Linked DNA regions of Homo sapiens: regions 2, 3 and 4 are each linked to region 1. A link is a loop called in an ENCODE intact Hi-C map of the cell type or tissue named here. Cell type or tissue: prostate gland. All regions are shown on one strand.

The links. A loop is a pair of places that touch in the nucleus more often than their neighbours do. Peaks named below come from ENCODE experiments on the same cell type or tissue, not always from the same donor. Only the 100,000 strongest peaks of a DNase experiment are listed, where the experiment ranks them.
Region 2: it touches region 1 in a loop (3-fold over the local background); 16 of 110 quality-filtered maps call a loop at or near these places.
Region 3: it touches region 1 in a loop (5-fold over the local background); 71 of 110 quality-filtered maps call a loop at or near these places.
Region 4: it touches region 1 in a loop (8-fold over the local background); 19 of 110 quality-filtered maps call a loop at or near these places.

The regions. Positions count from the first base shown.
Region 1 is chr7:27,207,680-27,212,679 of GRCh38, forward strand. No RefSeq gene overlaps it. Among named protein-coding and RNA genes, the nearest start is that of HOTTIP, 9.8 kb to the left of the region's middle. RefSeq lists enhancers at 2,668-3,168, 3,169-3,669. In prostate gland, CTCF peaks have their summits at 2,836 and 3,035; DNase peaks (open chromatin) are centred at 406 and 2,852; H3K4me3 peaks cover 1,554 bases; H3K27ac peaks cover 3,766 bases.
Region 2 is chr7:27,602,837-27,607,836 of GRCh38, forward strand. All of the region lies in intron 4 of HIBADH (3-hydroxyisobutyrate dehydrogenase), which reads right to left. LOC107986699 (a long non-coding RNA gene) reads right to left here. Exons shown (of 2, transcript XR_001744911.2): 2 at 1-3,694. Among named protein-coding and RNA genes, the nearest start is that of TSL, 11 kb to the right of the region's middle. RefSeq lists an enhancer at 1-561. In prostate gland, a CTCF peak has its summit at 3,042 (motif pointing left); a DNase peak (open chromatin) is centred at 3,695; H3K27ac peaks cover 549 bases.
Region 3 is chr7:27,573,539-27,578,538 of GRCh38, forward strand. All of the region lies in intron 4 of HIBADH (3-hydroxyisobutyrate dehydrogenase), which reads right to left. Among named protein-coding and RNA genes, the nearest start is that of TSL, 40 kb to the right of the region's middle. In prostate gland, a CTCF peak has its summit at 3,013 (motif pointing left); a DNase peak (open chromatin) is centred at 3,003.
Region 4 is chr7:27,771,797-27,776,796 of GRCh38, forward strand. The region is part of intron 5 of TAX1BP1 (Tax1 binding protein 1); the gene reads left to right. Among named protein-coding and RNA genes, the nearest start is that of TAX1BP1-AS1, 34 kb to the left of the region's middle. In prostate gland, a CTCF peak has its summit at 3,119; no DNase peak of the experiment used is centred here.

The DNA of each region.
Region 1 (5,000 bases):
GAAGCCATGAGCTCTCTGCCCACTGTCTGTGGGGTATCAGCAAGATTGACTCCTACCAAGCCTTGGGCACAGTGGTGGGTTTAAGGGTCCCATGTCTCCAGATCCTAAGATGGAGTTCACCGCAGGGGTGAGGGCTCGGGTCAGGGTAAGGGTGGGGACTGCAGAAGTCAAACAATTCGGAGGAAGAGGGAGAGGGGAAGAGAGAAGCCACAGACAAGCCAGGAGACAAAGAGGAAGGGAGAGATGGGAGGGAGAAGAATAAGAAGCAATGAAACTGTAATTCTCCACAAAAATTTAAGCTACAGCAGCTCAAAGAAGGCCTGTTTTTAAAGCTTAGCAGAAGCCCATTCTCCGCTGAAGCCTGTTCTTTGTGGAAGCCTGGCTGGGGGGCAGTGGGGGCGGTGCCACTGTCGAGTGTTCCTTGCCATTTAGGTCCAAAGCCTCCCTGTGATTTCTGTAACTGCACAAAAACAATCTGGGCTTTAAGAACCTGATTATTGTCCAGAGTTAAATGCAGGCTCGACCTTCTGCCCATAGAGAGTCCAAACGCATGAATTCCTGCTGGTATCAGCTTCGGAGGCAGAGGTCGCGAGCTGAGCTTGGGACAACCCTTCAAGCCTGCTAGCAATTACCTGCTCTCAGCCACTTTTAAAAGGCCATATTTCTTTACATTTCTAGGATCTAATGTGAGGTTATGTCAGGTCATGGGACCCTAGGCTGGTGCAAAGTAATTTGATGTCACCAAGAGCAAGCAGACTCGTTTGTCACCCTGAGGAATAGAAGTCCCTGTGATTTCTGCTGGGAGCAGAGCAGGGTTGCTTGGCTGGGGGTGTGGAATCCAGACAGGGGTCCAGTGTGGGCCTAACCAGGTGAGCTGGGAGGGGACTTTCTGGATCGTGTGTGTGTGTGTGTGTGTGTGTGTGTGTGTGTGTGTGTGTGTATGTTTGTCTGTCTCAGGTTGAGAGGATTAAGGGATCAGCTCTGCTCCAAGCTCACACAGCAGCCCATTGGAACTCAGCATGTGACCTGGACTGATCCAGGCCCTTGGATCCCAGGTTCACTTGTGACATGATCTGGGTCTCAGTTTTTCTGAAGCTAAATCTGGTTAGCCCACCTGCAGTCCTTTCTTCCCCTAGCCCTTACCCACTGCTACTTTAATAGTCTGTAGCTGATTAAATAAAACAACGGAGTCTTCCTACCTGAGGTTTATCCAGCCATTAGGTGATTGGTGGGAGCACAGAAGGAGTCATAGCCCTTGTACCCCTTTGGGGAAACACTTCTGTGAGTGATAAGAGACGGCTAATGTCTCAGTGAAGGGCTTCAAGGCATTTGCTAGAATGGCCTCTTCCACTATTTCCAGTTCTTCCATTTTTTCAAGGGGGGTGGGGGTTGTAGGGGGTTGTGTAACAAAGCCAAAGAACAGGGTCCCTTAAGCCTTCATTTGAGAATCAGGGAGAGTGCGAACCCTGGAGGAGTATGGGTAGGCAACTTGATGGGTAAAATGGAAAAGGAAGAGGCCGCTTCCCAGAGGCCTGGCCGATGCTAGGTCCCAGAGACTTGAGCATGACAGGGTGGGGGGCCTCCTACAGAAGCCCTGGAAACTCTATCGGTAGAGCTGCCTGTGGGGGCTCCACAATGTCCTGGGATTCATACATTGAAATGTGGAGCATGGTTCCTTGGCCTTCTATATCATTCCCAAAAGGAGTATACTGGTGCCACTCTTCCTGACAATTCTAGGATGATCTAATGCCACAACTAATAGACTGAGAGAGCCTGGGCAACATGGAGAAACCCAGTCTCTTTAAAAAACACAAAAATTAGCCAGGTGTGGTAGCATGTGCCTGTGGTCCCAGCTACTGGGGAGGCTGAGGTGGGAGGATTGCTTGATCCCCAGCAAGTTGAGGCTGCAGTGAGCCATGATAGTACCACTATGTTCCAGCCTGGGCGAAAGAGTGAGACCCTGTCTCAAAAAAAAAAAAAAAAAAAAAAAAGACTGAAGGAGAGAACTCAGACTCAGACTCAGCCAAAGTGGTCAGCAAGGAGGCACACCCCTACAAGGCGGACCCCATTTGAAGCAGGCGAAGGCACCCAATAGAGAACCTGCAGTGAGCATCTCAGAGGCACATGGAGAGGCCTGCACAGAATTCTCTATCTTTTGGCCATAAGGTTAGGAGGTGCTGGTGGGGCCAGAGGAGCTCAGATAAGAGCCAGCTCTCTATATGTGGGGCTCATTTCCATGGGGTTGTGAGAGAGGCCAATCCTTCACAGAAATTAGAATCTGGATGCAAGAAGGCAGCCAGGATCAGATCTGGCCAGATGGCCCCACGGCAGAGATGGGGAAAATGTCACCTTCGAATCCTAAGAAGCTAGGCTCCTGTGCTTTGCCAAAGGCCTCGTGGGCAGCAGTCTGTAGCTCCAGCGGTTTTGCATGCCAGCCTCTGGACTCACTTAACTTCTGCAGCAATCTGTTGGTCCCCAGAGCCACTCTGCACCCTCCAGGAGAACCTACATATGGGCGCTCCAGGGATTTGCCCGCATTAGGATCAGGAGCCCCAGGAAGAGTTAGATGGGAATCCAGGCATCCTGGGCCCTGTGCTTTCGGTGGACAGCTAGATCTTTCTTGTCAAGGTGGAAATAGCGTCTCTGCCCTGGGTGGGAACCCAGACCCAGCCCTGCAATCACGCAGGCAATAAAGTAAGCACTCCACTGTCGACGGGGAGGCCAGGGAGAGAGAGGCTTCTCTTTGAGGCCTCCCACCCCCATCCAATCCAGGAGGTTGCAGTCGCTGTGGGCGGCGGCGGAGGATGCTCGCAGGACACCGCTGCAGTTGCGACCTCTTCCCACTAGATGTCTTCCCAGTTAATCGGAACTCAAGGGCGCTGTCTCTGCTCCTCGGGCCGAGACTCGGTTTCCCCTGCCGCTTTTTGAAGTCTAGCATTCCTCTGTGAAAGCTGGCTTTTCCCTTTTTTTCCTATACTCCCCTTCCCGCCCTGCGCTCTAAATCCTGGCTCTGGAAATCCACCAGAATCAAATGCTGGCTCCCTGCGGGCCCGCGTCGGAGCGGCTCACGCCATTGGAATCTTTTTATGACCTTTGATGTGTTTAAATAACATGGCAAGTCTGAGCACACACCTCGGATTAAACTTTAATCGGCTGCAGTCAAGGTCGCCCAGGTGGTAAAAGCGTTTCCTCCGACGTCTCCTGGCAGACGCTGCGGGGTCCAAGGTCTGGGGCAAAGCCCTAGGCCCCCGCCATACCCTCCTGCCTCTGTCAGGCCTGGGTGGGGGCCAGGCCCAGGGCCACCCCATCGAGCTCCAAAGAGGACTAAGGAAATGGGATCGGAGGTAGACACTCAGGGTGGGCTAATGACCTGAGCACAGTTTTTATAGCTGCTAGACAGAATAGTTAAAAATTCCAAGAAGCACTTTCAATTTCCCCTGACTCCAGAAACTGGTTGAAGGTCTAGTCATGGTCAGTGCCTTATTGCCTCCTCCCCATGGCTCTGCTCCCCTAGGGAGAAAGGGGGTGCTGGTAATGATGTTGCGGCCAAGTTAGCTGACTGTTTTTAAGGTCACCAAACCCATTAACTGTGGGCCAGGATCTAGAACCCAGGCTAAAGCAGCCCTTCTGTGTGTCAGGCTAGACAAGGTTGGCTTCAATTTTATCTGGGATGAGCATATCTTTCTGAGCCAGTATACCTGTCATGGAGAATTGTCATGGGCAGTATTTAGGAAAAGCTCCAAGAACAGGGCAGCATATGTAGTGAGAGCTTACCACTGTGCTTTTAAAAAAGAAGGAATGTACAAAAGGGCTAGAAGGACAGACAAGTCATCAGTAACAGTGCTTCCCCTGGGAAGAACTGGTGTTCAGAGGATCTGAGTAGAGAATTTTTTTTCTATAAAATCTTTTTGTAGTGTTTGTGAAGTGCACCAATTGTATGTATTAGCTATTGAGGTTATACTTTTCAGAAAACTGGTTACCCTATGTATCTCATGGCCACATATTCCTTTGGGGAATTTCCTCCACACATCATACCAGCCTTGGATTCAGGGGAGAACACTGAAATAAGTTACCCCAAGGCTTGAATCTTAGTCTTACGGACATCAACTCAGATTTCCATCCCCTGGGAGAGGTTCTCAGGCCTCTCTCTCTGGGCTTACCCCTAACTTGTAAATGAACATGCCAGCCCCAGCCATTCACAAAAGAGAATGCGTTGTCTCAAAACGAATTAAAGCCTGATCTTCAATTTTCCCCCAATCCCTGAGTGCCTAGGGGTTTGCAGAAAAGGCCCACAAATGCTCCTCCAGACCAGAGATTCCCACAGCCCCTTGACATGTATATTTGGTTTGTCAATTCTTGTCTTGAAGACACTATCAAGTGTCTTCAAGGGCCACATACTAGACTGACCTGTTGATCTCTTGACTTAGAGATAACACTATCACTGTCTAAAATTAGTTCTCATAGTGCTTCTTCATGGCCTTCTGGGGGCTGCTAATACTCTTTATCTTGATCTTTGTAGTAGTTACACAAATGTATACATATATAAAAATTCAGTGAACTGGGGGCTTAAGATTTGTATGCTTTGCTATACGTAAGTTATATGGCAATAAAAAAATTTTTAAGTGCTTCCTCCTAACAACCTGTGAGGTTGGTCCCAAGGTTATTACAATCATCTCCATTTTACAGACAAAGCAACTAAGACTCAAGGGAAGCTAGGGTCCCAGGCATCTGTGGAAGAAAATAACCAGCCAGAGACTAACCAGCAGCTTCTTCCTCTGGGTCTTGCTGCTTCAATATCCAGCTTTCTTTTCCAGCAGATTTCTCAGGTGACAGGAGCCGGTTCAGTATAGAGAGGCTCTTTTTAGAGAGATTGTGAGGTAGGAACATGTGGTCTGAGTCTTCAAATTTTTTAGTCTTGGCGTAGGGAGTCAGGGAGGGCACGCGCCCAGAGGGTGTGGGGCCTAGAGGGCCCCACTTGTGTGCCTCTAATGAGGAAGAGG
Region 2 (5,000 bases), 400 kb after region 1:
CGCATGCCAAAAAAAATCCACTAATAGATTATAAACTCTGCTTGCCAGTTCCCTTCTCAACAACCTCCATCCATCCCAGCACCCACCCATTCCCAAAGAGATACCCAGCATTGTTTATGTGGAGTTGGAAACAATACACTCCCCACTGCTGGTTAATTTACATCAGATACAGCCAGGCCCAGGAAGCAAAGTGCCTGTCGTTTTCACCCCTTTTTTCTTCTCCCTTGCTTGCTCATGCCCCCTCACCCCTTTTAATTTAAATTACTCGTTTTAACTTAAAAACTTCTGGATGTTTTATTACCTTGGCAGCTTTTTCTCTGGATTGACTAAAAAGGTAAGTTTAAACAGTTTTTGTCAGTTAATATCTCTTCTTTTTTTTATATTTGTATCTGACAACCAGAATCCATAGTGTTAAAACTGCAATGATGATGCTGCTGCATTTTACCAGGCTAACTCAGGTTGGGCACAATTTCATTGTTTTTTTGTAACCTAAACATACAAAAAACAAAAATGTTACTTTGCATGCAGTTAAATTGGTTGTTCTCTAATCATCTCTATCTCTACAATCTTTATGTGCTCCTAAGGGATATAAAAAGATTTTATGTTAGGTTTTGTTGTTTTCATTCTTTATTTTTTTAACCATAAAATATTACACATGCAGATACAGTAAGTCATTGTTTCCTTGCCTATATATTTATAGAAAATTACTAAAAATCTAGTATTAAAAATACTATAAAGCCAAAATGCCAGCTTTTCTTTGAAAGCCACATTAACTGTGTCCTAATCAGTTTTTCTAAATTTCAGATATTTAAAAAGAATTAAATATAACATCTTTAATAACATGTATAAAGCCATTTCAAAGACTGAAATCCTAACTCTCAAATTTCACTAAATTAAATTTTATCTAAAACCAAGTAAGTTAAACATATTCCACTGTACATTAAAAATAAGATATGCAAAGACTCCCCAGTGTGTGCAAATGATACCAATAATTAAGAATCACATTTCGAGCTTTAAAACACTTCTATCTAAAAGAATCCAAAAGTGTGAGTAAATTGCTTTGACTGCTAACATTTACTTTCTGTAGTACTTTCTCTCCCCTTTTCATCCTAGCTCTCACCCCCACACCAACACACATACATAAAATAGATCATTTAGGCCAGTGGTATTTCAGTACATCGCCCCTCCTCCTCCACTTAGACAGTATTGCCTTTTATATCTATGTGGAGGTTCCCATGGCAACACTCACTTACACCAATACTATTTCCAACTGAAATGAGAGAATCCAAAATCTAAATGCTTCATTACTAAATAACATATACCCTAACAAGTAAGAATTGTTTTTCTCATTATCATTATTTTTCAATGTTTTTAGATTTCTGGAATTTCAGCAAAAAAATCATTTTAATATTATAGAAATAACTAGAAAAACAGTCATTGTAGGCAACTATATGTATGCATATCATTACATGAGATTTGTATGTGCTTACTCTTACTGCATAAAATTGATATGCTGAGCCAAGAAACCTCAATTATAATTATGAATAGTAAGTATAATTTTTACTAGTCCAGTTTACTCTATCAAATTTGATTTTTTTTTTTTTAATGTTGGCTACATAGCTCACAAAAGACCCTGGTGAGAAATTCTAACACAACAAGCCAAGAAGCAATTCATGGACAGCAGGAGGCAATTCCAGAACACAGGCATAATCTATAAAGAGAAACCTCTACAGCTTTTTGATGTTAAATAAGTAGAAATATTAGCATACAACAAAGCTAAGAAGCAGACTGTTGCATCAAGTTTAAAAGTAAAAATTTCAGGGTCAAATGTCATGAGTACCTTTGTCTAGACTACTTTCAAAAGTGAAATTTCCTAATTTTTAAAACCAAAAGGTCTCTTTTGGTAATACTGAAGGGTGCATATATTTAGTTTTAGTACAACACACATTCTCATCAAGTTATTCAAAATATAAGGGAGGGGAGGGTTTTGCTTTTAAGTGGGAACATCAAGGTGGGAGGTCAAACATTTACTTTGAAAACATATACATTTCTTAAAACAGGTTGTGCACATTAAGAAGCCTCAGAAGAGGCAAGAGTATAAAATGAGTAGCACTAAGCTTTTTGCTAAATGATCAAAGCTAAGCATTAAACATCACTCTGCATGGTGAATACATTTTTTAAAAGAATAAAAATCAATAGAATATACACTGAGCTTTATTTATTCTGACAACATATCCTATCACCTGGATAGCTGTATTAAGTAATTTAATTGTTTCTGCTACAGTTTATTAACTTATATTTATGGGTTCATAAAAATAGAACATGAATACGTATTTTAATGAAAAAAATCACACTTTTATAAAATTTATAATGAGCCTTTTTTTATTGTGCTTTTTACATTATCACTGTTTTAAAATGAGCTGATTCAAAAGACTATAAAGACTCCCTGAAAAACAGTACAGGAAACTCAAGAATTTACTTTCCCAAAAACAGCTTTTAAGACATGAACATGAACTGCCTAATGAATCTCATAGTTAGGCTTGTGAAAAGGACCAACTTGCACCTTTCAGAGGTTTCTCCCTCTTTTTAAAAATTCCCATACAGTAAAACCTGCTGACACTTTTTTTTTTTTTTTTTTTACAAGACCCAGGGAGGGGGGTGGAATCTTGCCACATGGTGGGGGGCGGGGATTTGAAATATTTGTGAGAATTTTTATACGCTGGATTCCCCTCTCCAGTGTTTAGACAAGCAAAAAAAAAAAAAAAAAAAAAAAAAAAAGCCAAATGTTAAATGCTTATTTTACTAAATGAAAAATAGCAATCCCCTCCAAATATTTCATTTTCATTTACTTTCGTTTTAATATCAACAACCTAAAAACAAATATTTAGAGTTTAGAAATCTTTTCAATTCTTTGCAGATACTTAACCTTGATATCAGATGTAGTTTTCAGTCAACTTCAAAAGTAAAATCGTTATATCTTTAACAAAAAATAATATATTTTATAATCCTTTTATCATTAGCAGGTTTGGATGCAATGCCACCTGGTGGCACAGATAAATTCTTAGCTGGACTTAGGTTTTTGGAAACTGAGCTGTTCTATGAAATACTAACCAACTCTTCTGACTACTCTAACCTCCTCCCAAACAAGTTATTCATCCCACAGTTTAACAATAAATGATCATTTTCATTTCAAAAATTTTAAGATTTTTAAGCAATTAAACTGTACATATGCACATGACAATTTCCTCAGCATTTAAACATCATAAAACATTTTTTTCATAAACCAAAATTATACCAAAGATTTACTTTTTAAAAGTTGAAATGTTTAAATATGGGGGAGGGGGTAAGATGGAGTAACCAAGTTGCTTTGTAAAATTACACTGTATAATTAATTCCATGGTAAGAATGTTTTTATGGTGTGTTTTGGTGACCTTTTATGACCATCAAGTTCACAATGCTGGTGGGCTGCCTTTTAATCCCTCCGCAGACAAAGGCCCTAAATAAACACAGATCCCTTCCTGGGAAAAAGTCCACTCTGGTTAAATGGTAAGGAAATGAGTAAATCATTAGTAATCTTTAAAGCCAAAGCTATAAACTCAAGTTACCTTAAGTTGAAATGAAAGTGTCCTGCAAGAGTTTCAAAGTTCTGTCACAGATAGAAATCTCCAGCTCTTGACTCCAGACTAGGCGCCAGCTGATAAACAAACAATTTAAGTCAAGAGCTGGAGAATTCCCAGCTTTTTCATTTAATGGCTTTGGCCAAGAGTATTTATTGCCTCCAGTTTTATTCTCACTTAGCTCTAAGAGGAAATTTAAACTCATCATTATCTTAAAGCCCCATATGGGTAGCAGTCAGCTCACCTGATAATAGCTCCTCTTACTCTGCACTGATTGTTGAGTCTCTACTAAAAGTGATGTAATAATATAAACTAATTAACCATAGTTTTAGGTTGACTTTTTAACAGGCTAAATAAATTTTGTTCAATATAGTTTACATTCCCACTTTGGATAGTTACAATTCCAAAAAGTTAAACTTTACAGTTTTCAGTAGAAACTACCAACTAAAATGGAAGAGGACAATGTAATCTCTCTCTCATTCTTGCATGCTCTGGTCTCTGGCACCCCCACCCCCTAACCCTTGTTCACTAGCTCCTCAATATTGCGTAAGGTAACTTTTCTGTATCAAATGTAGACTTTTCCTATTAGCTTGAAATATCCAGTGTTGCTCTATTTCCTAACAGAGCAAAGTGCAGGATTTAAGATGTAAATGCCGAATCATGAAAAGCTGTTGATTTTATATGTGTACTAATAAGAATGTAAAAGTTCAGTCCAATTAAAGACCATAAGATGTCATCAAACCTTTCTAAATGCTGTATTTAAAAGTCTGCGGCTGGGCGCCATGGCTCACACCTATAATCCCGACACTTTTGAGAGACCGAGGTGGGCAGATCACCTGAGGTCAGGAGTTCGAGGCCAGCCTGGCCAACACGGTGAAACCATGTCTCTAGTAAAAATATAAAAAATTAGCCGGGCATGGTAGCTCATGCCTATAATCCCAGCTACATGGGAGGAAGAGGCAGGAGAATCATCTGAACCCAAGAGACGGAGGTTGCCGTGAGCTGAGATCACGCCACTGAACTCCAGCCTGGGCAGCAGACCAAGACTTTGTCTCAAAAAAAAACAAAAAAAGTTTGCTATCAAAGATTACAGGTCTCAAAGTCAGAATTATGTCGCTGCTCTTATTCCTTTCTCAAAATTATCATTTATTTTTAGAAAAACCTCACCTCTACCCAGGATTTTATATGGAAATAATTATTTTAACTATCTGAATGTTTGTAGATATTTAACAATTACAGTAAACTAACTAGCCTCCTTCCTCCAGCTGCTTATCTAATGAAAGAATGCTGCAAAAAAAAAAAATGTTATAGCCTAAGGTAAAGGGTTAATAAAATATGCCATTAGTGCATAGAAAAATACTTTTCTTCCCGTTTCTTAATTTT
Region 3 (5,000 bases), 370 kb after region 1:
TAAAAACAGGAGTGGAAGAAGTATAGGAAAAAAGGAACGAGAAAAATTCTGTAAATTTCCTTGCATGTATTTAACAAACTTTGACAGGTAGTGCAGAACCAGAATATGTCACTGGCTAAGAGAAAAATGTAGCGGCAGACTCTCTAAGGCTGTGTCCTGTCCCACAGAGTAGCTACTAGCAACATGTGGCTGCTGAGAACTTAAAATATAGCTAGTTCACATTCAGATGTGCTTTAAGTGTAAAACACACATATTTCAAAGACTTAGTATGAAAAAATGTGAAGTATCTGAATAAATTTTATATTGATTACATGTTGAAATTATGTTTTTGATATACTGGGTTAAATAAAATGTATTCCTGAAATTATCCTCACCTGTGTTTCTTATTACTTTTCTAATGTGACTACTAAAAAATTTTAAATTACACATGTGGCTTATATTACATTTCTATTGGACAGTGCTACTTTCAGAATTTGAACCTAAAAGATTAGAAAAACTGAAATTGTAATATACTATAGAGGACCAAGAGCTAGAGCTGGTTTTACTGAAATGAAAAAGTTTGACTCCAAAAATGAGCTTGATTGAAGGAGTCCAATAAATAAAAATGCAGATCCAGAAATCAGAAAAGTCTGTGATGGAAATACAGAGTTAGAAAATCTCTTTAGAAATTAGATAGTTGGAATTTTGGAAAAGCAGGTGAATCCCCAGAGAAAATTTCAGATCCCACAGCTTAGAAAAGGGGAGGAAGAGATAGCAGGTGATTTTTTTTTTCCTCAAAGGATAGGATAGGAGGGGCTGGTATCCCACGAAGAATCTCTGAAATCATTTCCCACAGAAATATGATGCTAATTGTGTTATAATTTAGGGATATTCTCAATATATGTGAGGTTGAAAATAATAGGGACCTAAATATATTAGAAAATATTTTTTCCAAGGAAAGTACATTCCAAACTCCAAACAGGTAACTCTTTACCTTTTTTATTTGTAAACAAACAAGCTTGCAAGTTAGCTTCTGTCATAACTAAGTACATAGATAGGTTCAGACATGCAAAACTTTATTATTGCTGCTCTAATAGAGAAAAAAAGTGGTTATGCACACCTCCCCCTCTAATAATAATGAAATTTACATACTGTACTCAGCCACTGGAACTAATACTTGAAAAGAGCCCCCAAAATATAGTTCAAGTTCAAAATCCATGTATCTTCCACATCTCTTATTTTTACCAAAACACAAGCAATCTGGAGCTGTTATAAGCAAAAGACTGTTTTAACAAAACTCAATTTCTTCAAAATAGAGCTATGTACATACAAAATGAACATACCATTTTAAATTATAAAATACATTTTCCTCTCATTTAGGAGATTTAATAGAGAACTGTTTGTATTCCCAGTGATATTATAAAGCAGGTAATCGAGAAGGGCAAGCTGACTACTATTCTTATGTGTTCAGACAGAGCTCAACTTATTGGACAAAGGCTTATCTTATCTTTTGTAGATGAGAGTTCTAGGATATCCCATGACCTTCCCTAATATTACAAACCTTAGCATTATAAAATTATTTTACTTTTCCCAGAATAAAATTAGAAAGCCAGATACTCTGCCAAATAGGTTTTTTAATTGGAAATTTTAGCACTCTTGATTTATTTGTCAAGAATCTCTGGACTTACAGTGTAGCTGAGAACATAGGTATACAGTAATTACAATGTAGGTGAGACCCTAACCTGTCATGGTGCTTCACAGGGAGGGTGACTTTTACCTAAGGAGAGATCACAGGAGGTGGCATCTACATTGGGACTTGAGTAAATAAGGTAAATATTTAAGAATTAGTGAATAGTCCAGTTTGGTTAGAATTTAAGGCATGTGGAAAGAAGTAGCAGAAAATAAGAATGGAAAAGTAAGTTGGATCCAGAGTGTGGAGAGCCTTGAATGGCAGGCTGAGAAGGAAGACTGGGCTGGACTGGGTGAGCATCAGGAACCAGAGAAAGTTTCTGAACAATTTATCAGAAGTATATCTTGGGCAGACTGAAATCTCAGAACAGTGAGGTGGATATAACTGTATAGCAGTGGCATAGCAGCAGGGATGGTAAAAGCAGCAAGAAGTAGAGGAAGTCCGAGCAATGGTGTGATGTGCCTGCTTTCTAAGAAATAATGCACAGGGCTGTTTTCAAAAAAAGGAAACACATGTGCACATGTTGTTTTTTCCCTAAGATCATGAGGCCTCCTCTTGAGCAACTAGCCTAGCCTGTAAGGAGGAAAACAGTTTTTATCATGTAAGTACGGAAATCTGCTTTTTCCTGAATGGATTCTGGGCTGGACAGCCTGAAGACAGCCATCTGCTCGCAGCAACAGCAGCAGCAGCATGCTTGCTTATATGCATACAATCTTCCTTTGCACTGCTGGTTGGCTCAGCTCAAGTTGCCCACCCTAGGATTACTTTAACATATGCAGTAAAAGTCACATTCTTCTACTCATTGAATCAAGGCTGGAAAGCTTGAGAAGAAACATTCAATCACTGACAAAATAAAGTGGAAAAGGAATCCAAAGGAGGGAAGGAAAGAAATAAGACAGCAGAGAAAGGGATGGGAGCAACGGAAACCAAGAATGAAGCAGGAAGACAAGACATGAGGGAGGAGGAGGAACTGATCATAACCATTACACCTATGTTCACTTAAAAGTAATTGTTATTTAGAGTAAAACTTTATTTCCAAAAACTGTGTGGATGTGGAGGCGGTAACAAGGTTAATTATGTCTCATAATTAGTAATTAAGATTATATAACAAAGCCTTTGGCAATGTTCTATTCTAATGATGGAGGGCCAACATCAGAGAAATATAATAGTGCATTAGCATAACCACATATGCAAAGTACACAAAACCATTTCCAAAGTTAACTTGTCATTGAATGATTAAATATGAATTCATAATTAGAAAAATCCACACTGTAATTTATTGGCTCTCCTGACTGTTCTGGTTCATTAAAAGTTGATTACTAAACAGTGACCTCTAGTGGCCCATAATTTTCCAATGCTATATTGTTTCTCTTAAAGAGTCAGCATAGATTTGAAGAACCTATTTACCCTAAATAAGGCAATTACTTTGAAGATGTTAATATTCCTTTTCATTATAAAGGGAAATATTCCTTTTTCCTATACTTAGCTCCTTAAAGTATATTCTGGCAAATACAAAATGCCAAAAAGCTCTCCTGCTTCTACCCAAGTGTCACACATTCATTAACAAATTATGATCGAGCACCTATTTGTGAAACCGTGGGGCTGGGTGTTTGGGGTATTTTATTAATAATTAGAAACTGACTTCACTAATTCTTTACTATCCAATAAGAAATGAAATCAACATTAATACAATTGTCATGCTACTATCTATTCACTGCCTATACACACGGGACACACTGAAAACATACTTGATTTTAAAATTCAAAGACACCAACAATTTCTGATTCAATGCATACCAAATTACTAAGGTTTATCTTAAAAGGCAATAGATTAACAACTGTAAAAAACAAATCCAGCTCATCTCTTAAATTTTTCTTAAAGAGATTTCTATAACAATGACCTTTCGGAAGAAATTACTTCTACAGCACATTTGTGAACTTTCCAAGCATCATTTCTCTCTTTTTTTTTTTTTTGAGATGGAGTTTCGCTCTTGTTGCCCAGGCTGAAGGGCAGTGGCATGATTTCGGCTCACCACAACCTCCGCCTCCCGGGTTCAAGCAATTCTCCTACCTCATCCTCCCAGGTAGCTGGGATTACAGGCATGCGCCACCACACCTGACTTATTTTTTATTTTTAGTGGAGATGGGGTTTCTCCATGTTGGCCATGCTGGTCTTGAACTCCTGACCTCAGGTGATCTGCCGACCTCGGCCTCCCAAAGTGCTGGGATTACCGGCATGAGCCACTGTGCCTGGCCAAGCATCATTTCTCTCTTAAAATGAATACAAATCTTTTTAAAAGACCCATATCCTTGTAATAATAATTTATGTTAAATTTAAACCCAATTTAAAAATCCATAAATATATTTGTTTTTATTACTTGCAACCCAGGTACACTCATTATGAAAACAAGGTTTCAGAAAGGCTCGCAATATAAAGAGAAGACTTTGGGTGTGTTATTAAAAGGATTATATATCCCTTCATCCCCCCAAATCAGTCAAGATAATCATCCTCGTTCCCTAAAGTAGTGGCAATGCTGTAGCATCCTTTAAGAATGTAGGTAAGCCTCCAAAAAAATTTGAGATGTAAATAAAAGAAACAAATATACTTCCCTGATGTACCATTGCTGCAGAACACATGGGTGTGGAGTGCCAATTGTTTCTGTAATGATTTAATATAGTAGCTGGATAATGAGTTGTACCTTCTGCAACAACTGAATCACCATTTAATGCTATTATCAACAGTTCATGACCCACCAGCAAGAAATGTCAACCTGATTAATCTAAACACTGCTGACCTCAAAAAAAACCTTACTCCTCACAGAATACTGTTATTAGCATCCATTGTTCATTAGAATGAACATATATAAATCAAATCATTAAATAGTTTAGAGAGTTCAGTATGCTAATTTTGCTAAGTGAGAGTTAATAGGGTTCTGAAAATGTGGAGCTGAAGACATTACTTAAGCATGAATATTTGTTAAAACTAAGAGAATCTTTTTTTTGAAGATACATTATTTTATAAGTTCAATATGTCAATGAAAATATTTGTTTTCTTAGTATTGTACATTAGGGTTACAGTAAGATTTCATTTTGGTTCTAAAGTTCAATGTTTAGATTTTTTTTTTTTTTGAGACAGTTTCGCTTTGTTGCGCAAGCTGGAGTGCAGTGGCACGATCTCAGCTCACTGCAACCTCCGCCTCCCAGGTTCAAGCAATTCTCATGCCTCAGACTCCTGATAGCTGAGATTACAGGCGCCCACCACCACACCTGGCTGATTTTTTTTGTATTTTAGTAGAGACAGGGTTTCACCATGTTGCCTAGGCTAGTCTCAA
Region 4 (5,000 bases), 560 kb after region 1:
AAAGTGATTTTTTAAATGATATTCCATATTATAGAAAAAAATTGACAAAGGACCTGGAATGGTACTTGATGCATGGGAAGTTCTCTCTAAATGTAAGTAGCTATTATTATTTTACTGTTTTTCATAATAGGAACCAGAGAATCATCAAGGAAGGACTACAATATAAAGTGTCATCCAACAGGACTGGAAATTCATAGCATTTCCCTCAGATTCTAAAAGTATAATGGATACATAATGTAACCAAAAAAACCCTCTAAGTTATAAGACATATGTGGTGACAATTGTTTATTTCTGGGGATAAAACGTGTTGGCCAGGAGAGATAGTTCCTCTTTGTTACTAGTCAATGGACTTTTAGTTTTTTTTTTTTTATGAATTTGCTTCATATTCCAAAATTAGTCTCCATTTTAATCAAGCATGCCTGCTGGGCAGCTACAACTCCAGACTTTCAAACTGGTCTGGTTGGATGGCTTATAAAATCTGTGACATTTCTTGGCACTTGTTTTAAATCTGTTCCATGGTGTGAATCCTATAGTAGTTCTAGAGGTCTTCTATTTGAGGTACTGAGTATATAAACTGTTGAATATCTGAAAGATTGTTCTGATGTATCATCTATAATTTCATTTAAAGTTTTGTAATGGATTCTCCATGTAATAAGCAGAGACCTTCATTTTCTTCATAATAGGAGAAATTTATTGCATTTCCATTCTTTTATAAAATAATATGACTAGCTTATTACCTATTCCATACTTGACAAAAAATAAAAGTGAATTAAATTCTGTAATTGTTTATTAATAAAATTTTTCATCTTTTATCACATTGACTTTTATCACTCTAAAGTGCTCTAATAATTAAAACTAAATGAAATTCTGATAATTACAATTCTTTAACTTGGTAAATTAAAAGAATTGGATATGTTGGGATTATTACAACAGATTGGTTTAAATTATGTGTTTGTTTTTAATGTTATTTTATGAAATTGGCTGCTTGAAGGAATAAACTAGGATTACAAAGTAGATTAAAACTAAAACAAGATAATGTTTATAAATTGAGAAACAATAAATTACATATTGTATTTCCCCTAGATTTTTGTGGTATCTACTTCATTATTCATGTACATCCTAGATTTAAAAAGTAACTCTATTATTAAGGATAATTTTCCATTCCTTTCTGGTTCAACTGTAAGGGAAGATTTCTCCCCTCCTCTCTTGAAAAAGGCTCATTAATAAAAATAACTCATATAACACTTAATAAAAGCCAGATGGTGATTTGAGTGCTTTACATATGTTAGCTAACTTCGTCCTGTGAAGTAAGCAGTATCGTCTGCATTTTTCAGAGGTAGCACAGAGAGGCTACTTACTTGTCCGTGATTGCACAGTTAGTAAGTGATAGAGGCTAGCAGTATGGCTCCAGTCCGTGCTTTTAACCACTGCTGTATACTTCTGAGGGCCAAAGATGTGAGCTGATCTAATTGATTATTTTTCAAAACAGCTTTATTGAGATGTCATTTGTGTATCATAAAGTTCACCAGTTTATACAATTCAATGGATTTTAATGTATTTACAAAATCATGCAACCATTACCATAGTCTAATTTAGGAACAAATTCATCCCCAAAAGAAAGCTTTTACTTACTTGTGGTTACTCTACCGTTTACCTTCTGATTGCTTCCCCCAGTCCCAGACAGCCACTAATTGAAATTTCTGTATCTATGGATTTGTGTATTTTGGACATTTCACATGAATGGAATCATATAATATGTGGCCTTTGTGACTGGCTTATTTCACTTAGCATAATGTTTTCAAGGTTCATCCATGTTGTAATATATATTGTTAATTCACTCCTTTTATTGCCAAATAATCTATTGTACTGATGAGTATTTTTTGAAACCCCATCTTTACATTTATCAAAGACTTCTGTGAAAATTAGCAGTTTGTGTGTTTCATTGTGTTCTTGTTTGTATTTTGGAGTGCTAGATACGTATTGGAAATTGAAAGAGTTAAAACTGAGGCTCAGAGAACCAGTGATTTTGAATCTTGTTTTTCAAATAGGAGTAAAAAGAGCTGTGCCTCTGTTAAGTTTTTCAGTTAATTTAGCTTATAATTTTTTTGGAGCCTAAACTATGAATTGAGTTTTTTTCATATAATTGTATTTTCAACTTGAATAATAAGATGGATGTGATGTACTTCAAGGCATTTTTGAACTATATTTGAGAATATTAAAGTAATATTGCCAAAACAATGTAATGGAGGATGTTACAAACTGTTAAATGTATTCATACTGTTTTGATTCTTAAGTTTCACAAACTGGGTAGGAGACATCACCAGGTATTTGGGAAGTATCATAGGTATGGGAGTGAGAGAATGTGCAAGATCTCTTCTCTGGTTAGTGTGGACCTCTTAAGCTATCTTTATCTTTTTGGCTGTTTCTTCTCTAAAACGTAAAGATATTTTGTGTTGTTGTAGAGTGACAGCATATACTGCAAAGAACAACTTGTCATCAGATAGAGTTTTCCTTTTTATTCTCATTGAAATAAGGTGGTCACTTAGTTTTTCTGAGTTCAGGCTTCCTCATGGATAAGTCGTCTAGTTAACAAGTGGCAAAGTTGAGAACCTGAAAACCCAAGCTAGGTGTTTTTGTTACTATATTACAATGGCTTATAATAACAGATACAAGTATAGTATGTCTCTTTATTCATCAAGTATTTATGGAATAAATAGATAACAATGAGTTTTGGGGCTTGTGGCATTCTGACCAGCTTTAATTGTAGTCAAAAGAAGGGTCTGAAGGTGACGTTTTATTTGGAATATGGGATTTTATGGTCTTGAAAAATGATTTAAAAAAACATATATTTAAAAACTATCATTCTTGGACAGTCCTGGTTTACTATATGTGAGCTATTTACAATGTTTTCTTTTTATGCATCTTTAGTGTTTTTCTGTGGCCTTCCAGTTCTTTTAAGAAGTTTTAAAAAAGCACTATTTTGTACTTTATCATTTTATAAATATTGTGGGTATTCTGGTATTTAAAGGGATGAAAATACCAGTTTTTAACAGCTAACAAATGAATTGAAAGATTTTGTATTACTAAAACTCAGCAGTCATTTGTCTCCCTCTAGCGATCACATAACTGTGCCACATTGCCCATTTACTTAGCATGTTTTGATTGAAAACCAGAAAAAAGAAGTTTAATACCTTTTAAATTATGTTGCACATTTTATGGAATTTGGTTTACATTTATTTAAGATTGTCCTGATTACAATTTTAATAGAAAATCAGTAGTTCCTGCAAAGATTTTGGGAAGCCTTTAATATCTTGCTTCATTGAGCCTGAGAAGCTATGGTTATACATCATTACTGCCAGGAAAAAAATAATCCAAGTAAACTAAGACATACCGTTGATTGTAAGATGCATCTCCATTTCAGAAAGGATAAATTGTGGGAAAAAATCAGCATATAGTTTTAGTACAGTAATGTAATGTCTTTGTGGATATTAGTCATTGAAATGGTTTTCTCATTTATAGAAGAAATTTTTCTTATCAGAATATACCAGGACACATAATGGTATGGTTAGATGAAACTCATTGATAATACAATTGAAGGATCATATGTATTAAAAGTTTAAAGTTTAGAATTTTGAGTTGCGGGAACTTAAGTCAAATGGAGTTCTTTCTGATAAATGGAATTTTGTGGTGGTAGCTTTGTAATATGTCACCTTGCTAGGCTGAACTTATTTTCCAGAGTTCTCTTCTCTGTAATTTGTTTAGGATGAGACACAAGAGAGATTCTTGCATGAGATTTGAAGGCAGAAGTGAAGCAGCAGCCATTTTTGTAGCTTATACAAGTTGTGGCTTCTCTCCTGGCTCACCTTGTTGGTATGAGGTAGTAGTAGCCAGGCTGCAATTGCCCTACCTTCTGTGGAATCCTCTTTCAGTTTCTCCATCTCTTGGGTTAGGTCTGTCAGGAAGGACCCCAGCATGCTCAAGACATCTTGAGACTATCAGGGTCAGAATAAAAACCAACATGGACTTCAGTTTTCAGTCCGTTCTGGTGGGCTTCATCTGGTGATTGTGGATCCTATTTTGTTCTTGCTTTTCCCACTTTATGATGTCTTTCTTGATTGCCTGCCTTACACAAGCTAGTTCCAGCTTCTACAGTTACACAAGATCAAATCTCTTAGTGTCTCTCTCAGTCTGTCTGTTCGTCTGTCTGTCTTTCTCTCTCTCCCCAGCTGTTTGCTTATCTGGTCAAGCACTGACTGATAAATTTACCATGGTACATAATTCTTAGGGAGATTTTATGCAACTTCAAATTTGAAATTCTAGTAATGTAAATTAACATTTAGGAAATTGAATTAACCATTTTCCCTTCAAAATGGTAGTGGTACCTTTTGGAGTACTTAAGTATTCTTCAGTGTATTGTAAGTAATTTTAAGGATTCTTATAAAGAACCAACCTGGTAAAATGCATAGATAAAGGTTTCTGTCTGGTATAATTTTCCTTCTACCTGAAAGGACTTTCTTTAACATTTTTGTAGTGCAGGTCTTCTGTTGATGAATTTGTTCAACTTTTGTATGTTAGGAAAAGTCTTATTTTACCTTTAGTTTTAAAAGAGATTTTTGTTGTGTATAGAATTCTAGATAGATAGTTTTTGTATTTGAGTATTTTAGAAATGTGGTTCTTCTCACGTTTATTGTTTTTGATGAGAAATTCAGTGTCATTGGTATTTTTCTTCCTTTATATTTAATGTGTTTTTTTCCTCTTACTATTTTTAAGATTTACTCTTTATCATTGAATTTAAGTGGTTGATTATGTTGTGTCCTCTTTATTTTCTTTATTTTTTATGCTTGGGGTTCAGTGACCTTTTTGTATCTGTATACTTATGGTTTTCATTAAATTTTGAAAATTTTAGGCCATTATTTCTTCAGCTGTTTTTTCTGTCTTTCCTCTTCTTCAGGGACTCGAGTACACATATGTTTTGTTGCTTAAAGTTGTTTCAGAGTTCA